Regions from separate parts of the Homo sapiens genome. Here region 2 is linked to region 1. A link is a loop called in an ENCODE intact Hi-C map of the cell type or tissue named here. Cell type or tissue: endothelial cell of umbilical vein. All regions are shown on one strand. Links, peaks and the distances in the headings refer to the core of each region. The heading gives the core; the rest is flanking DNA.

Evidence for each region. Peaks named below come from ENCODE experiments on the same cell type or tissue, not always from the same donor. Only the 100,000 strongest peaks of a DNase experiment are listed, where the experiment ranks them.
Region 2: it touches region 1 in a loop (3-fold over the local background); 6 of 110 quality-filtered maps call a loop at or near these places.

Annotation. Positions count from the first base shown.
Region 1 is chr1:186,493,361-186,504,218 of GRCh38, forward strand. No RefSeq gene overlaps it. Among named protein-coding and RNA genes, the nearest start is that of PDC, 38 kb to the left of the region's middle. In endothelial cell of umbilical vein, for the core only: no CTCF peak of the experiment used is centred there; DNase peaks (open chromatin) are centred at 5,491 and 5,801; H3K27ac peaks cover 1,421 bases.
Region 2 is chr1:186,569,793-186,580,650 of GRCh38, forward strand. It overlaps the pseudogene LOC100131939. Among named protein-coding and RNA genes, the nearest start is that of PTGS2, 110 kb to the right of the region's middle. In endothelial cell of umbilical vein, for the core only: no CTCF peak of the experiment used is centred there; DNase peaks (open chromatin) are centred at 5,379 and 5,839; H3K27ac peaks cover 858 bases.

The DNA.
Region 1 (10,858 bases), core at 3,568-8,567:
GAACCATGGGGTCGAAGTTAGAAGGGTCCTTAAAAATCCACTTGACCCTTCTAAATTGTTGGCTAGTTTATTTTTGAACATTTCTAGTAATGGAAGTTGATTCTGCCCTATGGCCGGCCAACCTCACTTTGCACTGTTCTAACCATTACAATGTTCATCCATAGAGTAAGATCAAATTTGTGTCTCACAATCATCTATTTTTTCTAAAGCATAAAACATAACTGTTTCTAGATTTCTAAAGTATTAAGAAGGAAGGAAGAGGAGTGAAATATTACTTTTAAGTCAAAAGGGAAACTCCAAACATTTTTCTCAAATTAAGGTTGTGCCAATGCTATAAGTTTAAGTGACATTTATGCGAGTTTAGACTTACATGTTGACAATATTGATTTCATTTAAAATCTAGCTTTCATAATCCAGACTACTACAGAAATTTTTTTTCCGTATCTGTATGATACCTATTTTCCTTCTCTATCAAATCATAATAAAATGTAGGTAAATAAATACCCTTTCCCAGAATTTATTATATTATTATGGAACTGCTATATTGTTAAGAATGTAAAAATTAAGGTGACCTAAAACTTAATAAATGCTATTTCCATGCCTTCTTGCACATCCCATGTTCTCTATCGTGAATGTACTTCCCTTCCTTCAGGAAGGCTTCTTATATTCATTTCATAGAATTTTGGCCATTCTTTTGCCTTCTTTCCCATAGGACTTTTTATTCAACACGATGTTATTATTTTTTGGTCCTCTAATTTTCCTTGAGTTGTTATTTATGTGTGTGTGTGTGTGTGTGTGTGTGTGTATGTGTATGAAACAAATATCTATGAAATATATATTTGTATTTATATGTATATAAATATGCATATAAATGTATATAAATACACACACATGCATATATTCTCCCTTATATGTAGTGCTACCAAGGATAAAAGCCAAATCTTTGGTTTCATTTGTTCTATTTATTCAGGGGATAAAAACATAGTTTCGCTGATAAGAGAAGCAAGCCATCTCTATTTCTTTACATCCAGTGTCAAATTTTCTTTTTCTTCTTTTTTCTTTTTTTTTTTTTTTGAGACAGGGTCTCACTCTTTCACCCAGGTTGGAGCGCAATGGTGTGATCTCAGCTCACTGCAACCTCCACCTCCCTGGCTCAAGCAATCCTCCCACCTCAGCCTCCCAAGTAGCTGGCACCACAGGTACATGCCGCCATCCCCAGCTAATTTTTTGTATTTTTTGTAGAGATGGGGTCTCGACATGTTGCCCAGGCTGGTCTCAAACTCCCCAGCTCAGGTGATCCACCCACCTTGGCCTCCCAAACTGCTGGGATTACAAGCATGAACTGGAGTGCCTAGCCTCCAGTGTTAAATTTCCAACAATGCATGCCCATTAGAATAGAATGGCGTGCTGTGTTAGAAATCTGTGAAATGAGAGGGGAAAAGAATCTACTGGACAACTCATCATGTTCTGAAACCGGTAGTAGTAGTAGTAGTAGAATCAAGTACGGCTAGTGTAGTTATGCCAAAGGGGACTGATTTCTGGGGAGGCAGTGTTGGGCTGAGTGATCTCAGGATCCTGATCTAGGATCCTGATCTAGGATCCAGGGTCATGATGACCACAGGAACCCCCACAAGTTGGGGGTTGAAATGCATGCTTGTTGAGACAAACTAGTTCAGAGAACACTCATTTCTGTCCTCCCTGAACTTAAGGTGGTTGTTTTTTCCAATATTTGTGAAACCTAAGTAAGGGCCCACAAGGTTTCTTTGATGGGTACTTCCTCCTTACTTTTGTAGGTGTGTTCATGTTTCTAGCATAGGTATTTTTAAAGCAGTCTCAAAAGCCATGAGTTAAGTATGTTGGAATGTCTAGCTTTGGTGGAACTTTGTGAACCAAGGTTTTATAGGGCTGCTACCAAAATTGGAGTTTCTACTTCCCAGAAAACATTTTAACTCCTTAAAGCTTTACTCTCTTATACTAATTTTCTTTCTCTGATAGTAGTTGGCATTTAGTAGATGCTAAATACTTGTTGAAATAAATATAAATTTGCCTCTTTTGAATTTATTATACCTTGAATTAATTCAAAATTATTTTTGTAAAATATTCTCTAATAACATGAATTGAAAATGAGGTGATGAAAGCTGTCATCGGACTCATTTCCTGGGCATTGTAGTCCAACAGCAGGATTATGCGTTTTTCTTTGTACTGCTTCCAAAACATTGTAGAATTATCCAGATCAAGGATTTTTTCTTGGACTTTGGTCATCCTTTACTTTCCCAAATCTAATCTTTAGGTATGTGAATGATACCTGCAAAGCTTAACAGATCTTTGTGAAGTAGAAGCCTAGATAATAAGTGCTTTGGGGAAACATGATGGGTTTTTTTCTTTCAAAAATTTTTTTTTATCTTCTACTATCATAAAACAGATGTGGCATTTAAGAATTCCTTAGATTCAAGCTTTTAGGCTTTGTAAATTAATTATTATTTTATCCACTTGATTAATATAACAACTTACATAGTAAGCCTCCTTATTTAACTGAGAAAAACTAAAAGCAAAGCTAGACAAGCAAAACAGTTAAATTGGTTCCATGAACTATGGGAAACCAGTGCATCACTTTTTAGAATAAGTCATAGGTCAATGGAGAACATCCAAAAATCATTAATTGACTGGATCAGGAGCAACAGGGCAGCCAGAACCTCCCTTATGTGAGGTTTTACCTGCTCCCATATTTCTTGAAAGGGAGATAGGAAAAGAAGGAGTGAAGAACTGGCAAGGAGAAGGTGAAAGGAGGAAAATGGACTTGGTTCAGACTTCATGCTATTTCCTATTCGGAAGAAAGAAACTAAATTCTGCAACTGCCTTTTGTGTCCTTAGGAGACCTTAGGATATCATGTAGACCTCCAGGAATGAGGTAATGAGGCATAAGATTTCTCTTCTTTAGAATCTTGTTCACATTATGACTGGAAAATTTTACTTCACACACACCTACACACATACACATCTATGCACATAAATATACATACTCCTATATCTATATGTACAAATGCACACACATTTACACCTACATATACATACACAAACATATGTTATTCTCCCCCAATCCCTAATCCCCAAGCCCACAAAGAGTCTTGTTCTTGCCATGCCAAACCATCTTCCCTGCTTATAAGAGAAAGGAGAGCAGTTCTTTCTATTGTAGAAATGTGTCTGATACACATTACATTCTGCATCAGCATCATATTTAGTTGTTCTACTAGCTCTAGTAGATTTCAAGGCCATGATTTTATATTATTGAATTGTCAGCATTTAAAATATTTAATTCTGCTTCCCTTTCACAATTATCGACTATATTCCCTTGGACTTGGAATGATGATATAACTTACAGGACAGGATTTGCCTGTTTGCTTCATCTTGACTCTTAACCCTTTTCTTTTTTTTTTTTTTTTTTTTTGAGACAGGGTCTTACTCTTACCAGGTTAGAGTGCAGTGGTGCAATCTCGGCTCACTGCAACCTGCGCCTGCAAAGTTCAAGTGATTTTTGTGCCTCAGCCTCCCGAGTAGCTGAGATTACAGGTGTGTGCCACCATGCCCAGCTAATTTTTGTATTTTCAGTAGAGACAGGGTTTTGCCATGTTGGCCAGGCTGGTCTCTAACTCCTGGGCTCAAGTGATCTGCCTGCTTCAGCCTCCCAAAGTGCTGGGATTATAGGAGTGAGCCACTGTGCCGGCGTTGACTCTTTTTATTTATTTATTTATTTATTTATTTATTTATTTATTTATTTATTTTTTGAGAGAGTTTCACTCTATCTCCCAGGCTGGAATGCAGTGGCAGGATCTCAGCTCACTGCAACCTCCGCCTCCAGGTTTCAAGTGATTCTCATGCCTCAGGCTCCCGAGTAGCTGGGATGACAGGCGCCTGCCACCACACTGGCTAATTTTTGTATTTTTATTAGAGACGGGGTTTTGCCACATTGGCCGGGCTGGTCTTGAACTCCTGACCTCAGGGGATCCGCTTGCTTAGGCCTCCCAAAGTGCTGGGATTACAGGTACGAGCCATGGCACCTGGCCTCTTATTCTTATATTAAACAGAAGCATAAGAAATTGCCATTTTCATAAGTTAAAACTGGTAAAAAAAAAAATAGCAATTTCATATGGTTAAATTCAAATATTACATTAATTTTCATTTAGTGGTATTATTTTGATCACTTATATTATTAAATTTCTTAGATATTTTGTTTCTTTGCCTTAATCATTTCCCCCCGATAAAAGCTTGGGTTTTTTTTTTTCTAAATATCATCTGTTGTTGATGAAGCCACTAGGTACAGATAAAAGAGGAGGAGATTTATTTCTTAATCTCTGTCTTTTTGGACAAGGTCTGGATAATCTTTTCCTTCTTGGCCTGTAGCTGCTTCTTAAAGCACTAGTGGCCTCAGCATAGTCATTTTATGAGACCATTTTCTGTGGTTTATAACAGACCTGAAACTGGGTAATTTATAAAGAAAAGAAATGTATTTCTGACAGTTATGAAACCTGAGAAGTCCAAGGTTGAGAGAGTGCATCTGTTGAGCGCCTTCTTTCTGGTGGGTACCATGAAGAATCCCGAGCATCACATGGCAATAGGGAGGCATGTGCTAATGCGCTTGCTGTGATCTCTCTTCCTTTTCTTTGAAAGCCTCCAGCTCCTCCCCCATGATAACTCACTAATTCATTAATCCATGAATGCATTAATCTATTCATGAGGAAAGAGCCCTCATGATCCAGTAACCTCTTACAGGTCGTACCTTTCAACACTGTCACATTGCGGATTAAGTTTCCAACACATGAAATTTGGGAGACACAGTCCAACTACAGCGGTCATCCAGGAGCCTCTTGTGAACCCTACCTGCTTTTTCAGCCTGGGGAACGTGTTTCATGAGAATCTTGTTTGTAAATATTTGTTCATCTCTTGGTATGTGCCATGTTACCTAAAGCCATTTGTTTTCTTCAGTCACAAGCTTGCAGATAATGAGCTCATTTTTTTTTTAAATCAGGTTAAAAATTTGCTGATAGAAGTTGGTGTTGGTGATATTACCATTTTCTTTGGAGTCTAGCCATACCTTTTTCTTGCTATAGCAAAGGACTCCTTGAGAGTGAGCCTTTTCTAAAACTTGAGTACTTGACCTCTGGGAACTGCTATTTCATATCTCACGCCTGCCACCCCTATCACTACAATAGGTCCAGTCTCAGGCACCTTTTTCCCAACTAGTTTTAACAGAATATGAAGTGCTTTGCTGAATCCAGAAAAAGACAGACTATTTTGTGGAATAATAACATCTCTTAGGGTGAGATGGCTTATTTTATATGTCAACTTGCTGTGCCACAGTACTCAGATATGTAGTCACAAATTATTCTGGATATTTCTATAAGGGTGTTTTGGGATGAGATTAATGTTTAAGTTTGTGAACTTTGAGTAAAGCAGATTGCCCTCCATGATAAAGGTGGCCCATATCTAATCAGTTGTTGGCGTGAATAGAACATATGACTCACCTCCCCTGAGCAAGATGGAATTCTGCAAGTAGCTACTTTTATATTTGAACTACAATACTGGCTCCCTCCTAAGTCTTTAGCTTGATGGCCTTTGGACTTGAATTGTAGCACTGGCCCTTCTCTGGGTCTCTACTGGCCCGCCCTGTAGATTTTGGGCTTTTAGCCTCTATTCTCAGTGAGCCAATTCCTTAAAAATAAATCTCTTTATATATAAAATAAATCTATCTATCTGTCTATCTATCTATCTATGGTACACACCACACACACACACACACACACACACATTCTATTAGTTCTGTTCCTCTGACAAACCCTGACTAATAATACACAGGGGATGAAAACTAATGTTTATTTAGTGCAGGATACGTGTCAGGCATTCTATACATATTAACTCAGAATCCCCTAGACAACTCTCGGGGTAACAGATGCAAAAAGGTTAAGGAACTTGCCCCAAAGCATCCACTTAATGACAGACCCTGGTTTGAATTAAGGTTTGTATTATTCTAAAGTGTCTTCAACTACATGACCCTGCATGAAAGAAATGCATTTGATAAGTGAATACTTCCTGTGTTCTTATAATAACCTAATAACATAAGGAAGCTATAAAACTCTCTTTTGTTAAGGACCATATTACTCTCTCCTTTTCTCACTTTCTAGCAAACAACTATCTTTTTTTGGTGGTGGTGTTGATTAGCATCTATTCTTCTTTCTAGTAGAACTGATTTAGTTGAGGATTTACCTTTCTCCCATTGTGTATAATTGTGTTAGGAGGGAATTTCAGGCCCACCTCTGCCTGTAACTTTAATGGGTCAGAACAATTCTTTCCCACTTCTTTGAAATGCTAGTTGGTAAGCTTGTGATTTAAGCTCCACTAATTGGAAAGTTTTCCCCAAGGCTTTGAGGTCTGAGCAAGTGATACAAGGACAGAGAGAACAGCCAAAAGTCTTTCATGAAAGCAACCGCTATTGCAGCTCTAAGATAGTTATTATCTCCTGCTTCTTTTTCCCTTGTCTTCCAGAGTTCCCTTGGTTTCTTTCCCATATCAATTCTGGTCCCCTAACTTCCTGTCTTCTCTGAGAGGCCCATATCCTTCTAATAGACTCTCTTTTGTTTACAGTAAAGTCAGTTTCTGCTGCTTTTAAGCAAGGGACATCGTGATGAGGAATCTCAGGACAAAGATCCTGAGGGAAGGGTGAGATATCAAATATGATGCCCTGTGATAATGAGGCTAGGCGAGTTATCACCTACAGTCACTTGGGAAAAAATATCTAAAAGATAAAGTTTGAAGGCTTAGACTAGTTCTACCATGAAATAACATAATGGTTGTGAGGAATTCAAAAACAGCAGTGTAAGGAGGCTCCTTCTGATGGCATTGGAAGAATAAAAGCAAAAAAAATGATAAGCCCAAGATATTAAAATATCATTTTAAAAAATGGATGTAAACGTAGGGACTTTATGTAAAGTTGTTGAAAATATCTCCTATATCTTGTACATACTGAACTGAGAGAGCCAAGATTTAAACTCAGTGTTTAATCACCAGTTGAATTCACAGTCATATCAGTCAGGATGAGCTGGGTTACACTGTAGTAACAAAATAACTCCATGATGTCAGTGGCTTAAAACTTAAGAATTTATTTCTCACTTGTACTGCGTATCCATTGCAGGTTGGTTGGCAGTTCTGCTCTGCATCATCCTTACTGCAGGACCCAGCCTGGTGCAGCAGTGACTATCTGGGGCATTGCTGGTCATTGTGGCAAAGGGAAAGAAAGGAAGTGTGAGGAATTGTGCACTGGCTCTTAAGGCATCTAAAGGAAGTGAGAGAGGTCACATTTGCTCATATATCTTTGGCTAAAGCAAGTCATATGTACTTTAGTAATTTCAAGGGGGCAAGAATGTACAATTCCATCCGGTATAAGAATTGAAAATTTTTGGTGCACAGCAAAAATGACTACTATCAGAATTTGCTATATTTCTTACATGAAAGTTAGTGCATCAATTAGGAAAAAGTAAACCCGAGGCATCAGAGTAATTCAAACCCCCAAACCCCTCTAAGTCCCCACTGAGCCTTTCTTGACAGAAAATGACACTTCTTTGTTATTCAGAAAGCTAGTTTGTTTTCATGCTGGTACATGCCCATGTAGCTTCATCTGAGGGAGTTCACATTGAGAAAAAAGTCAACAGTCTTGCTCATGCCCCACATATTTTCATCCATAAATCATTAATTAGAATTATACCCTGACATGCCCCAGAGTCCAAAATCAATCTTGGAAAATGAAATTTTGCACAACAAAAGAATGGCAAGCAGGAAAATGCCAATGTTTGTTAATCCTAAAGTGGAAAATATATGTGGGAATAGATTTTATGGACGCTTGGCCAAGGAGAGTGCAGCATGATTTTAGTTTTACTGAATTTGTCAATGTGGTTAATGTACCAGAGATTCTGTATAAAATAGACTAGCTAAGTTGATTGTAACAGTTATTTTTGTCTTAGTTAACACACACACACAAATTGAAACATGCAAATGCATTCAGGTGTCAAAGAAAGTTGACATGTTAGAATAATAGAAATGTTTAACTTTAGAAATTATAGACATAGTCAAATCTAAAGGGTCTAGAGGATAGCCTATTCAGCAAACACCTGAAATACATATTGAAGAAAACACAAGTATCTTTAAAACAACTGTTTGAATACATCTGTTTAAAATACTGTTCTCTCTAGTCCAGAAATTCTGTTATGAAATACTTAATTTACAGTGAGCAGTACCATGGGAGTGGGACAGAGCAGGCAAGACCTTCACATCACAGGCAGTGGTTTGGCATGATCATCAGACTGGCCTGCCTGGAAAAACTATCTGCCTCCTTCTAATTGATTGTGGATGAGTTCCCTAGGAAAAAATTGGGAGTAGAGCAACCACATAACATAAAAGAAACAAAAACTCCAGGTCTAACAAACAAGCCTTAAGCCATGAAAAGAAAAAAGTCGTGATCAGATCCCTTAGCCAATTCCTAAAATTACTTGTTTACAGGATCAGATTCCCTTGAATGAAAGGAAGGCCAGACAACCTTGATACTAGATTCTGCTGTAACACTAAGAGAACATCTGGAAGATGTCAAGGTATCCCCACCAAAGGGAAAAACAATTTACAATACTTTGGGCCTTGTACCACTGAGAAAGAGTCCCAACACTTGATATGCCTTGGAATGAGCATATACCCACCTGTGTATCCTGCTTTTGCCATTTGCCAGGTGACTGGAAAGACTTCTGGTTTTGATTGAGGCCCATGGCAAGAAAAGATGCCCTAGCCAAAAAAAAGCATAACATGGTACTGAGCTATTAGTAACATATGCTCATGGCTAGAACAGAGCTAAGAGTGAAAAGAGGAAATGAGTGGGTTATAAACAGTGTAAGACAGTATGAACAATTACATGTGCATATAATTTTTTTTTCTGGAAACACTGGCAGAAATCTCCCCATATTAGAAGATTGGAAGCACATGTTCTCTAAATTGGGAGTTCATAAGAATAATGACCTTAATTCCTGAATTTTTTTCTGATGAATGGAGAATTAGAGCCATTTGTCTACTCTGAAATAGAAAAGTCCATTAAAAGGAGAGGCTGAATATAGTGGTTTGAACTTTTCAATAGTCCCACAATTCCATGTAACTTTCATACAAGTTTTAGCTTATCATCTTGTCTGTTTCCAGCTAGTAAATTCTGTTACTAAGTGTGAATGTTCAGGTATAAAAATTCCTTTATCTTGGGATATTACGTTCTCAATATAGATCACTAGTGTGGTGCACATAGAAATGCCTTTAGCTTAATGTTTCACAATTCTTAACTGTTCAGTTTAGTTATTGTTTTAGCTATATTTGAGATTTTACTGAGTTTATTTGTATTTTTCTGATGTATCATTGTTAATTTAGGGTTTTTCTAGTTACTTTTTGAGCCATAGGATATACTTTTGGCTCATTAGGCATTCATGTCCATTCTCTTTTTTGGTCACAATGTTTTTTTTTTTTTTTTGCATTGAATTATTCCCTTTAACATTTAAAAAAGTTACATGGGTTATCCTGTTATTTAGGGTATGTAAGATATGTAAGTAGCATATATAATTTTTCTTATTAAACATTAATGACATTTTAATTAAAATAGAAGTAACAAAGATTTTTGTCTCAATGTATAGCAGTGATATTTTATTCATATTTACAATGAAAAGTAATGTCGAATTTATCAGACTCTATGACAGAAATATTTCTGGGAAAACAATGGTAGGATTTCTGAGACATTATTTTAAGGACAGTTAACCTGGACTTTTTGTTTTTGTTTGTTTTGCTTTTAAGAGACAATGATCATGTGTATCGGAGGGAGTAATAGTATGTTGTTGATGTGTGGGTGTTTTATGATCATGCTTCACTTGAATTCTCTTCCCTGTTTCATTCCACTTCTTGGAATTCTTCTATTTACTTATGAGAAGAGTGAGTTTCTAAGAGCTATTTTGAGAAGGGCGATGAATGAGTGTGGAATGAATCAAGGGTAATTGACATGCTTGGCATATAAGTTTGTAGAGACAAAACTTTCATTCCAGACAAATGACCAGGTTTGCCATATGAAGTGGACAGCAGATAGTATACTGTCATTAGCAAAGGTTTACTTTCAATACATAAGATGCCATGGAAGGCACAAGAGAGAAGGATTTATATAATTTTAAAAAGGAAAAATATATCTAGATGGACTATGTAAACAATGACTATAAGCAAAGCACAGGGATTTGAATCCTCAGGATGAAAGGGGGAGGAACAGAAGCCTTCAGTATGAACTGGCTTCACGTCAGAGCATCTAAGACAATCAACGATTTCTCACTGAAGATTAACCTCGTTAGCATTTCTCATGCCATTTTATTCAGAAAAGTTTGTCTACTCAAATTTGACTCACATCGTAAATTCTCTGCCTTTTAACTCACCTAAGCTTCAGTATTTGCAGGGTCTGAGAATGGGGAAAGGGAACTAGGTAGGCAAAACTAGAAACTTTACCCATCAGGTAACCATTCATTCATTCATTCAATATTTATTGAGCATTCCCCTCATTTCCAGTGTTGTGCTCATTGCTGGACAGCCAGAAGTGAACAAGCCACACTCATCTCTGCCCTCCTGGAAGTCAGACAAATAGTACTTTACAATAATTTAATTATAAGTCAGATTAATGTTCAAAAATACAGATGTTGGGTTGCTTGGAAACAGTGGAATCTATCCTAGAAGTTCAGGGCCATCTGCAGGGAGTAAAATATATATTAAGAGCTGAATGGGGAGTTAGACTTAGGCAGGTAAAGAGTAGAAGGGGAGG
Region 2 (10,858 bases), core at 3,754-8,753, 77 kb after region 1:
ATCAAATTTCTCCAAAATCCTAGTTGCCTCAGGAATCAAATGAGGGTAAGAAAGCATCTAGGACTTATATAAGGTGAGATTTGTTAAAGAGTCAGACAAAGGGTTTATTAAAGGTGAAGACACTGACTGTTCCTTAGTGAACACAGTAAGCTTCTCTTAAGTTTCTATGCTTGGTCTAAACCCTTTGGAAATTGTCTAATGAGCCCAAGACTCTTGCCCATCCTAAGTTTAGGCAACATTCAGTGACTAAGAGCATAAAATGATGCAAGGCTCAACAGAAATATCATAAGGATAATATAAAACAGTAGCTAGAAAAACAATAAGTTCAAAATCATTAAAAAGGATTAAGTTTAGAATGTGAACAATTTCCTGGAGTTTATAGAGAATTACTTCTCCAAAGTTCTTAGAACATAAATACATATCATGACTTTCCAGGAGAGGGCTGCAGTATGCTGATATTTTTTCAAATAATTTTGTCCTGGGACATTTGATGGCTCTAGTGCTTCAATGAACACCCTTTGATATGCTCTGCTGTACAGTCAGTTTTTGCGTATTCAGCTATTGATTAGTCAACTTATAATATATGCTGTTTCTTTGATCATCATTTATTCTATTCTTCTTATCATGCCAAGAAGTCATTTCAACTAAACTGTAGTTAGATAAAGAAGGAAATAAAATGATAGAATGTAAATCAGTTTATTTCACTAATTATTTGTAGGTTTACCTTGTGGTTTCTTTGGTTTTGTTTTGTTTTCACTTGGTGAATCGTACATTTATTTCATTGGCTAATAACTGCCTCCCTTCCCAGCACCATTTCCAGCAATTTTTTTGGCTCTTTTTTTTTTCCAGGGAATCGCCTTTCTCTATCTCCTGCAGCATGAGAGTCATGCTGTTCCTGCAGTAAGATCCTGCCTCCTGGCCATAGGTGAAACCTGACTCAAGTTAGCTCAAAAAGAATATGATATTAGACTGTAAAAAAGAGAGAACAGTTACTTACTGAATTACTAAACCTCAACCTTGGGTGCTGTTGGGAGCCATGTTTTCTGTCGCATGGGCCTGAAAACAAGAAAAGTAAGGGGTAGTGGGGGGAGACAGAGAAAAAGAGGAAAGGGGAGAAGAAGGGAGGGGAGGATGAGAGGGAATAGTGAAGTAGTTTCACAGAGATAAGCAAAGATTAAAGCTGGGGAGAGACTCTTGACTGACTTAAATTTCCATCTCAGTTGCTCTTGAGGAAGCTGTATTCTGTCCTTGTGTTCAGTGAGACAATTTACTACTTACGCTATAGTCCCCTTTTTAATTCACTAGTCACTCAGTTTCAGTTACTATAACCAAAATAATTATACTTATTTCATCTAGACACAAATAATTTAATTGTTGGGTTAAATCATAGGCATTGTATCTAATTTATGATGTTCTGATAGCCATAGAAAATTCATATTTATTATTTATTTATTTATTTATTCATTTTCGAGATGGAGTCTCGCTCTTTTGCCCAGGTTGGAGTGCAGTGGTGCAGTCTTGGCTCACTGCAGCTTCCGCCTCCAGGGTTCAAGCAATACTCCTGCCTCAGCTTCCTGAGTAGCTGGGATTACAGGCTCCTGCAACCACGCCTGGCTAATTTTTTTTTTTTCTTCTATTTTTAGTAGAGACGGAGTTTCACCATGTTGGCCAGGCTGGTCTCGAACTCCTAACCTCAAGTGATCCACCTGCCTCAGTCTTCCAAAGTGCTAGGATTACAGGCGTGAGGCACTGCGCCTGGCCCATATTTATTTTTTAACCTGACATTTAATATATAAGTCCAGGTCCTTTAAATAGATTCAGTTTACAGAAAATCCTAAGTAAGCCATTGTTTTAAGGAAACTAATATTTTAAATCAATTAACACAAATATTAATTGACTATATACTTCTGAAAGATGTGTAACAGAGAAAGGGAAGGAGATATTCCAAGACAGTTAGTAGCATAATGAAAGGCAGGGAAATATAAAAGTGAATAGTATGCTCAGGAAATGATGGATGGGCTTTTTTAATGAGATATAAAAACCTTGAGTGATATGATGGTGGAAAGATTGGTTGGAAACAGATTGTAAAAGGCCATGAGCAATGGAAAGTTTTAGTAAAGGTTTTGAACCAGAAGAATGACACAAATTGATGTGGTTTTAGAGGTAATGTTGGGTTTACTGTGAAGAATACCTGAATGGGAAGATACTGGGCAAAACTCATTGTTGATTATTTGATAAACTATGAGTGGCCAAACTAGGGCTACAACAATAGAATTAACAAGAAGGCTTGTACTTCAGAGGTACTTTAGAGATACAATCAGCATAATGTAATAATTGATGTTAGAAGTTTGATGTTGGGAGTGAAATAAAAGTTGAAGTGTGAGGCCCTTAAACAGAGAAGTAGATGCATGACAATACTAATATGAGACAGGAAGGAAGAGAAGCTGGTTTTGAGCATGTCAGATTGACATGTTTTGAGACCACCCAGGTTTACATATACAAAAGGCAGTTAGGAATATGATAATGAATATTTTACCTGTAATAATCATGGCTAGAAAGAGAGACATAGAAATTATTACCTTTGTCTGAGAAACAGTGAAACTAGAAAGAAAAGCAGGAGAGATTGGCTTTGGCAAAGGCAAGGAAAAACAAAATTGCAATGATGGTGCCAGATATACAGCACCAAGGTCAAGCAAATGAAAATGTAAAAGGCCCAGTGGATCAGGCAATGAGGGCTTGTCGGTATGTTTTGCAAGAGTATACTCAGTGGCAGAGTGGAGGGGACACACTAGATCTCCTATGCTATATTTTGAGGAGCGTTTCCTCTTTCATATGATGTAGGAATCTTAGATTGTGGAGCCTATCTCTTGGATTCAGATATGTTTGTGTTCATCTGTAAGACTGGGACAGGAAGCCTCAAAGGAGTCATTTTCTATAAGTGACTGAGGAACCATTCAGAACAGAACTCATTCTGAGAGAAGAGTGTGAGTTAGTCCCAAGTTAAAGGGTCAGTGTCATAATGGAAGGGTAATTTTCAGGAAAGCTGGGGATGTGCTCCTCGGCTTGCCCCTTTATTTTACTGTTGTCCCCAGAGATTTGTGTCAGAGCCCCAAAAGAGGGGATAGTAAAAAAAGAGAGGGCGGGGGAGAGAGATTTAAGAACTTGAGACGACAAGGCAACCCTCCTTTCTATCCTATGCAACAGAGTATGGCAGTGCTGTGGGTTAAGGGAAATTTCTGCATTGTGTTTGCTTTTGGAGCAGGTTGAGTTGTGGAACAGACACAACACCTGGAAAAGAGAAGAAACAGGACAGAATGTCACACTCAGGGATAACACAACCGTAACCAAGGAGGTGAAGGGGAGAAAGCCTTGTGGTACCAGAGAGCCAATTGTGAAGCATAAATATGATAAACTCAGATGCCTTCAAGAACAAGTTGGGAGAATCTGGAATCCCAACATTTATGGCTGAGGGCCAAAGACAGAGAAATGCTATTTCATTATTATTTTTATGGCCTTTTTTCTATCTTTATTTTTTTCTGGAGAAATGCTCCACTGCTATATTTTTAAAAATTTAGATGTAGGCCAGGCGTGGTGGCTCACACCTATAATTCCAGTGCATTGGGAGGTTGAGGCAGGAGGATGACTTGAAGTCAAGAGATTGAGACCAGCCTGGGCAACATAGTGAGACTCTGTCTCTACAAAAATAAAAATAAAAAATTAGACTGGCATAGTGCTGTGTTCCTGTAGGCCTAGCTACTCAAGAGGTTGAGGCGGGAGGATTGCTTGAGCCCGGGAGTTGGAGGATGCAGTGAATTATGATTGCACAACTGCACTCCAGCCTGGCTGACAGAGTGAGACCATTTCACACACACACACACACACACAAAATCTGGATATATAATTATCTTCATAGACTCAACTTAAATAGAAAAGTGGATAATGTCACTTCCCTTTTAGCCAAATCAGGAGAGACTCATAATAAACAGTTAATGTATTTCCTAGAAATTTTACAGAAATTATAGCTTGGGTAAAAAAAAAATGGCTTTTTAAATCTATGTATTTTATTTCAGTGTTGCACTACAGAAAGTTTTATCTTTGCATTTAGCAGGTTCTTCTGTGTCTTTGGTGTTAGGTTGCACCATCATTGGGTGTCTCTATGAATAGTATTCTGTAAACAAATATTCAGTTGACATATTAATAACTTCTTTCGTGTCAGTAACTGTTTAATGAGCTTTACACATATTGTGTGATTAATTCCTTCAGCAACTCTGTAAAGAAAGCATTATTTCCATGTCAAGACTGAGAATTAAATGCGAAACCTTACTTAAAGCCACACTCTTAATAGTAGAGCAAGAATTTAACCTAAGTTTGTCTAACCCTTCACTGCTTTGCTGTACTGCAGTCACACAAGCCATTAAAAGTGTCTGAGGTACATAAAAATTTCAATGTTGCTACATTTTACTCTTTTTACTCTTCTGAGATAAGATTCTCTATCATTCTGATTTATTGGAAGCATCAAATTCTCCTTATCATTCAAGGAAACTACGTGGGCAACACTTCCACCCTTAAACCATGACTGCATCCCTTTCACTCTGTCCAGAGTTTTATAGTCTGAAATTTACCTCATCACACCTGCTTTTAATAATTATTCATCAGAGCTTTTCCTGAAAAAAAAAATACTCTGAATATGGATATCATTATGAGTTTTGTCATTTCCTCTCATGTTATTTTCAACAAGTTAGAGATGGCCTTATAATAATCAGTAATTGCAAGGCTTTGGATAAACCTCATGGCTATCATGCCAACACCATATAAATAATATGTTAAAATAATATAATGTATTTTTACTTTTGTGAAGAAAGCATTTCACTCTTCACAGCATTCTATCATATCCTGTTTTATGTGGATCTAGCAAAAGGTAAGGGTGTTTTTTTTTTTTTTTTTTGAGATGGAGTCTTGCTCTGTCACCCAGGCTGGAATGCAGTGGCAGGATCTTGGCTCACTGCAACCTCCCCATCCCAGGTTCGAGTGATTCTCCTGCCTCAGCCTCCTGAGTGGCTAGGACTAGAGACGTGCACCACCACATCTGGCTAATTTTTGTGTTTTTAGTAGAGATGGGGTTTCACCATGTTGGTCAGGCTTGAACCCCTGACCTCATGATCTGCCCACCTCAACCTCCCAAAGTGCTGGGATTACAGGCATGAACCACCACGCCCAGCCCAAAGGTTTCATATTAGCAAATTGTTAAACTTTAATAGTAAATGCTATCCTTATTTACATGACTCAGTTGAGGAAATGTTTAATGATGTTATACTCTGAATGTTAAGACTCTGGGGCTGGGTTAAATCAGGGAAGGAGATGAATTCCAGAGTGAAGCAAGGAAGCAGAAAAATAATAACATAAGAAAGATTATTATCACATTAGAAAATAATCTCTTTGTTGCTTTCCAAGGAGGAAGGAAAAGAATGGGGAATAAAAAAGAGGAATTTATAAACAGCTGCAAATAGTAATAAAAAAGCAAGGCACATAAGTAGTATCCCAGAAGCCACATTACTTCAACTTTGCAGAAAGTAGGAAATAAGGAGATAGGGAAAAGGGGAAGAAATCATGGTTTAGCATCCCAATTTTATTGTTAAATATAATTTTATCTTGGCCACTTCCTTTTTTAAAATGCTGTTGGATTACACAACATTAATTACAGGATTTCCTGAGTATTCAGAATGTGGTAAAACCTACTGTATTCTTAGCATTTTTTAGATGTGGCAAATATTTATTGGTTTTTTGGCTGCCTTATATCTTGTTCTACTTCTGACATGAGATTTGCTTTTAGTGAATTAACCTTTTCCCCTTGGATATAATCCAGCTGGACAGAAATCACATGATCTGTCCTAACTAAAGGTTCAGCAACTTTTGAAAACTGAACAAGTACTCACAGAGACTTCACTGTCTGGGCTATGTTCTTGGTGATAGAGTTTTAGCCTTAATTATAGTTAGGTATTTCACACAAATTGTGCCAATTAGATGTTATTACCTTGTAATTTGATCTCAAACAAAGTGACAAAGAGAATGTATTTATTTCATTGGTGATGTCTTAATGCTCTAACCAAGAAAGTTTTGTAGTTCTTATATTTTTGCCTTCAAAGATTTGTTTTGTTTCCTGTGTTTGTGCCAGCCTTTCTATAGATTCTGTATCTCCTATTGACCTTCCAATACATTCCCTATTGCTTAGTTAAAAACCTTGCTGATTAGCTATACAACCTTTACCCGCTTTCCTTATTACAACCCCGAAGTCTTCATTTCTCATTGTCTCCTCAGAGATGGTTTCTGTACCTAGCAACAAAGAACTCTAGCAGACATAGTAGACCTTCCAAATGTAGCTAAAGGGAAGCCAACTACTTATTTATTCAGCAAAAATATACGGAGTACTTACTGTATGCTGGACACTATTGCCAGACATTTGGGTGGTGAACAAGCAAATCTTGGCTTCAATTCTCAAAGAGCTTGTAGTCTTCCTGACATCATGGTGGCTAAGTGGTAATGTTAACATCCTGGGAAGAATTTGAAGCCAAGAACACAAAAAAAGAATGCATGTCAGGAGTTGAAGACCAACCTGGGCAACATGGTGAAACTCCTTCTCTCTCTTTTTTTTTTTTTGATGGAGTTTTGTTCTTTCGCCCAGGTTGGAGTGAAGTGGTGCCATCTTGGTTCACTGCAACCTCTGCCCCTGGGTTCAAGAGATTCTCCTGCCTCAGTCTCCTGAGTAGCTAGGATTATAGGTGTGCATCACCATGCCTGGCTAATTTTTAATAGAGGCAGAGTTTCACCATTTTGGCCAGGCTGGTCTCAAACTCCTGACCTCAGGTGATCTAACTGCCTCAGCCTCCCAAAGTGCCAGGATTACAGGCATGAGCCACTGCGCCCGGCCTGAAACCCCTTCTCTACTAAAAATACAAATTAGCTGGGCATGGTGGCATGGGCCTTTAGTGCCAGCTACCTGGGAAGCTGAGGTGGGAGGATCACTTGTGTCCAGGAGGCAGAGGTTGCAGTGAGTGGTGATTGCGCCGCTGCACTCCAGCCTGGGTGACATAGAGAGAGAGACCCTGAAAAAAAAAAAGAAAAAGAATGTGTGGGGAGTGACAGAGAGGAATTGAGATGTTTGTGAGGGTACAGTAAGGAAGGAAGGTAAAGGTCACATGAGTAATTAACAGAGTTTTGTTTTGTTTTTTAAATAGAGGAACCATATGTATAGGTGCTAATAAATATAGTTATGTATTTATATAGCTAATTATTTACCAAATCTGATCCAACTTTCTGTTGCTGATATCATTGCCTTAATTCAGGCTTTCCTTATTAAATATCTTGTTTATTAGCTTCCTCGAGTGCAGTGATACCATCAACCTTCACCCACTCTTCTCCTCACTACTCTTAGCCCAACATCCACAATACACTGCTTCCAGGATTGCCTTTCTACTCTGCAAGCTGTCTGTATCAGTCCCTGCTCAACATTTTTCAGTAGCTCTTCAATGCTTTTCTAATACATCTGGCATACAAAGGACTTTAATACCATGACATTTACCTGCTTATTTCAATTTCATACCTTGGCACTTTTCCCAGCACGCTTGCATTACATCACTTTGAAAGTAATTCAGGTAACTTGATCTAATCTTGTTTTCTCTGGCCTCCTTACTCTTTCAACTCTCTACTTCTGGATTAAAATTTGAGATTCAGTTGATTTTACTAATATTATATTGTGGTATCCATACCGTAGACTTGATAGGTTAAAGAAAATCTAAATTCTACATCCAAGAGGTAGAAATCCAAAGCAATATTTGTAGATGTTGACTTTGCTTTAATGCAGATGAAATGCTCAATTCTAAAATTAACCATTGTGAAGGCACAAGAGGAATTGTTCTGCTGTAGAGGCAGATCTGAGGCTTGGTAGCACTGTCCACTGTCCAAGGTGACATGTGCCAGGGCCAGGATAGGCACCCTTGTACCCAGGCCCCCACAGTGGTCGCCTGTGGCTCCTGGCCTTGCTCTGGCCATGAAGTTCAATGGTGGCAGCCAGGCTGGCGGTCCCAGCTCAGGTGGCTGGAGTGGAGCAGAGGATACAGAGGCACCCTTTGAACTGAGTGTTTCTCTATATTTGTTACAGGCCAGGACTGCCAAGGCAGGTTTTTCTTCCGAGAACATCCAGCCCTATGCTATGTGTAGTTTGATCTTGAGAGACATATTCCACTTGACTAAACACCCAGGAACACAACTCATTCAGACACTGTGCATGTGTGGGACATGTATGAAATAATTTTATTTCAGGGCAAAACTTCAACAGCACCAGAAACAGCAAATGGGAGAAAATTCTTCCAGAATCATTTTGGACAGGGAAGATCTGCACATTCAGTGAGTCACAGAAGCCCTTTACCTGCAACATGGTGTAGGTAAGGGAGGTTAGGGAAGACTTTCAGGGCACCTTGGGCTATCCCCAGCAGCAGACCACTCACAATGGGGAGAAATCAGTCATAATCATCTAGTTCACGGCCTACTTTTACAGTGGAAAAGTCATTCTACATGGGGATAGTGCCTTTAGCTGCAAACACACACTTGCTCAGGAGCAGGATGTCCACCCTGGAAGACGGCATTTTGTGTGCAGTAGACGTGGGAAGGAATTCAGCTACAAATCCTCACTCATGCATCACAGAGTCAACAATGGTGAAAGCCTTTATGTGTGTAGCAAATGTGGAAAATCCTTCAGACAAAGCTCCACCTTCAGTCAACACTGGAGAAATCATACTGGCACAAGGTGTTAACAAGTGCAGAGAATATGGGAAATCTTTTACCCAAAGAAATCTCCTTGCTGAAAACCACAAAGTTCACACAGGAGCACAACCTCATGAGTGCTGTGAATGTGGCACATCTCACCATAGTTCTAACCTCAGCGAACATTGGACAGTTCACACTTGAGAAAAGCCCTTTGAATGCAGTGAATGTAGGAAATCCTGTAGAGAAGGTACTGGTCTCTTTCAACTACCAGAATGTTCACACAGGTGTTAAGCCTGTTGAGGGAGGGGAATGTGAGAAATCATTTAGAGGAAAATATGACCTCATGAGTCACTAGAGAGAGAAAGACCTTATGACTGTGGTGAATGTGGGAAATCTTTTACCTGTGCCTCTACCTTCCATTGCCATCAGAGAGCCCTCACTGGAGACAGGCCTTACGAGTGTAGTGAAAGCAGAAAGTCTTCTATCACTAGATCAACACTAAGTTGACATGAGAAAGTACATCCTGGAGAAAGCCTTTATGAGTGTAGTGAATGCGCGAAATCCATTACCCAAAGGAATCACTTCAGTACACACCTGCCAAATCACATAACAGAAAGGCCTTAGATGTGTAGGATATGTGCACTTTCCTGTTCAGTGCGGCAACCCTGGAGGAAAGTCTCCATGAGGAGGCTTCAGCCTGAATTGAATCTCATACATCCAAATGTTCACAGTGGGGAGATACCCTATACGTTTCAGTTATGTGAGTAGCAATGTGTAGCTATGTTGTACTTTATAACCTACCCCAAACTATTGCCAGAGTTATGGCCAAGCCCATTTTACCTCCACCATCTGGTAGAACCACAAAGTATGCATCAGTCACCACCCCCAATATGCTCAAGAAAGCTGACCTTTGTGCCCTCCCATTTGATTGATGGCAGTAGGAGTACTGAGCCCTTAGGGGCTTCTCATTCCCATCTCTGTGACTAGACAGGGCATGGAACTGACCAATTTTTGGCCCAGAGAACAGCATTATCTGTTTGGCTGGCAGGTTTCAAGGAAGGACTACCTTTTCAAGGACATGTTGGTTTCCCATGATGCTTGTTTATGATGAATTTTTTCCAGCTCCCAAGTTCCCAACCCAAGAACTGCCAGCTGCACATTGTTTTGGTGTGGACAATAATGAAAGCCTTACTATGTAAGTCATCTTCAATCTCTAGGCTCTATTCATTGCTTAGGTGATTTTTTTGAATGTGAAACTTTTAATTTCTGAATATCTCTTAAAATTTGTATTTTGGGGCTAGAATATACAAAAATAACATTTATTTAAATAGAATTAACACCTAAAGTTCAGACACTTTTAACAAGTTGTAATAAAACAATAAACTTATAAGAAAATGTATACATTTTAAAATTTTTCTTGAATGAATTACTCTGGGAGGAAAATTTTTGTCCCAGAAAATGCAGAATTCTGCACTGTAGAATACATATTTACAAAAGATAACTAGTAGTGAATTCACAAATGTTTTAAGTTCCTATAGCCTTGATAAATATAAAACCCAAGTAAGCACAAAATATCTATAAAGATGAGTGCAAGCTAGACATTGATTGCAAGAAGGATATTATAAATAAGTCACACTAGAAAACAGAAAGACATCTGATCTTATAACCTCAGTCATGGTTTTTTGCATAAGTGATAAAAATATAAAAAATAATCCCCATAATACTTTACTATTATAGAACTTCTTCTAATAGCTTACCATTGTTAACTGTTCTTTTTTGTTGATGAATAATTTTACTATGATTCAGTGGGATTGTGTATACTCATTTTAATCTAGTAAATAATGAATAGCGGCTGTGATTTACAAAAGAATATACTGAACTGAATGAAGATGGGCACTGTTTAACACCTGTCACCAGGTGGTAAGATAATTGCTGGCTCTCTTATTCAATAGTATGTGAAGCAATATGTTGGAATTTTAGATTTGATGATGACGGCACTTCCATTTCCATCATGCTGCTCCAGCTTTTGTAATTCACTAGCAACTGGCTCTTTGAATTTATTATCCATTAGTTTCTTGGAAGGACTTGTAAGCAGTAA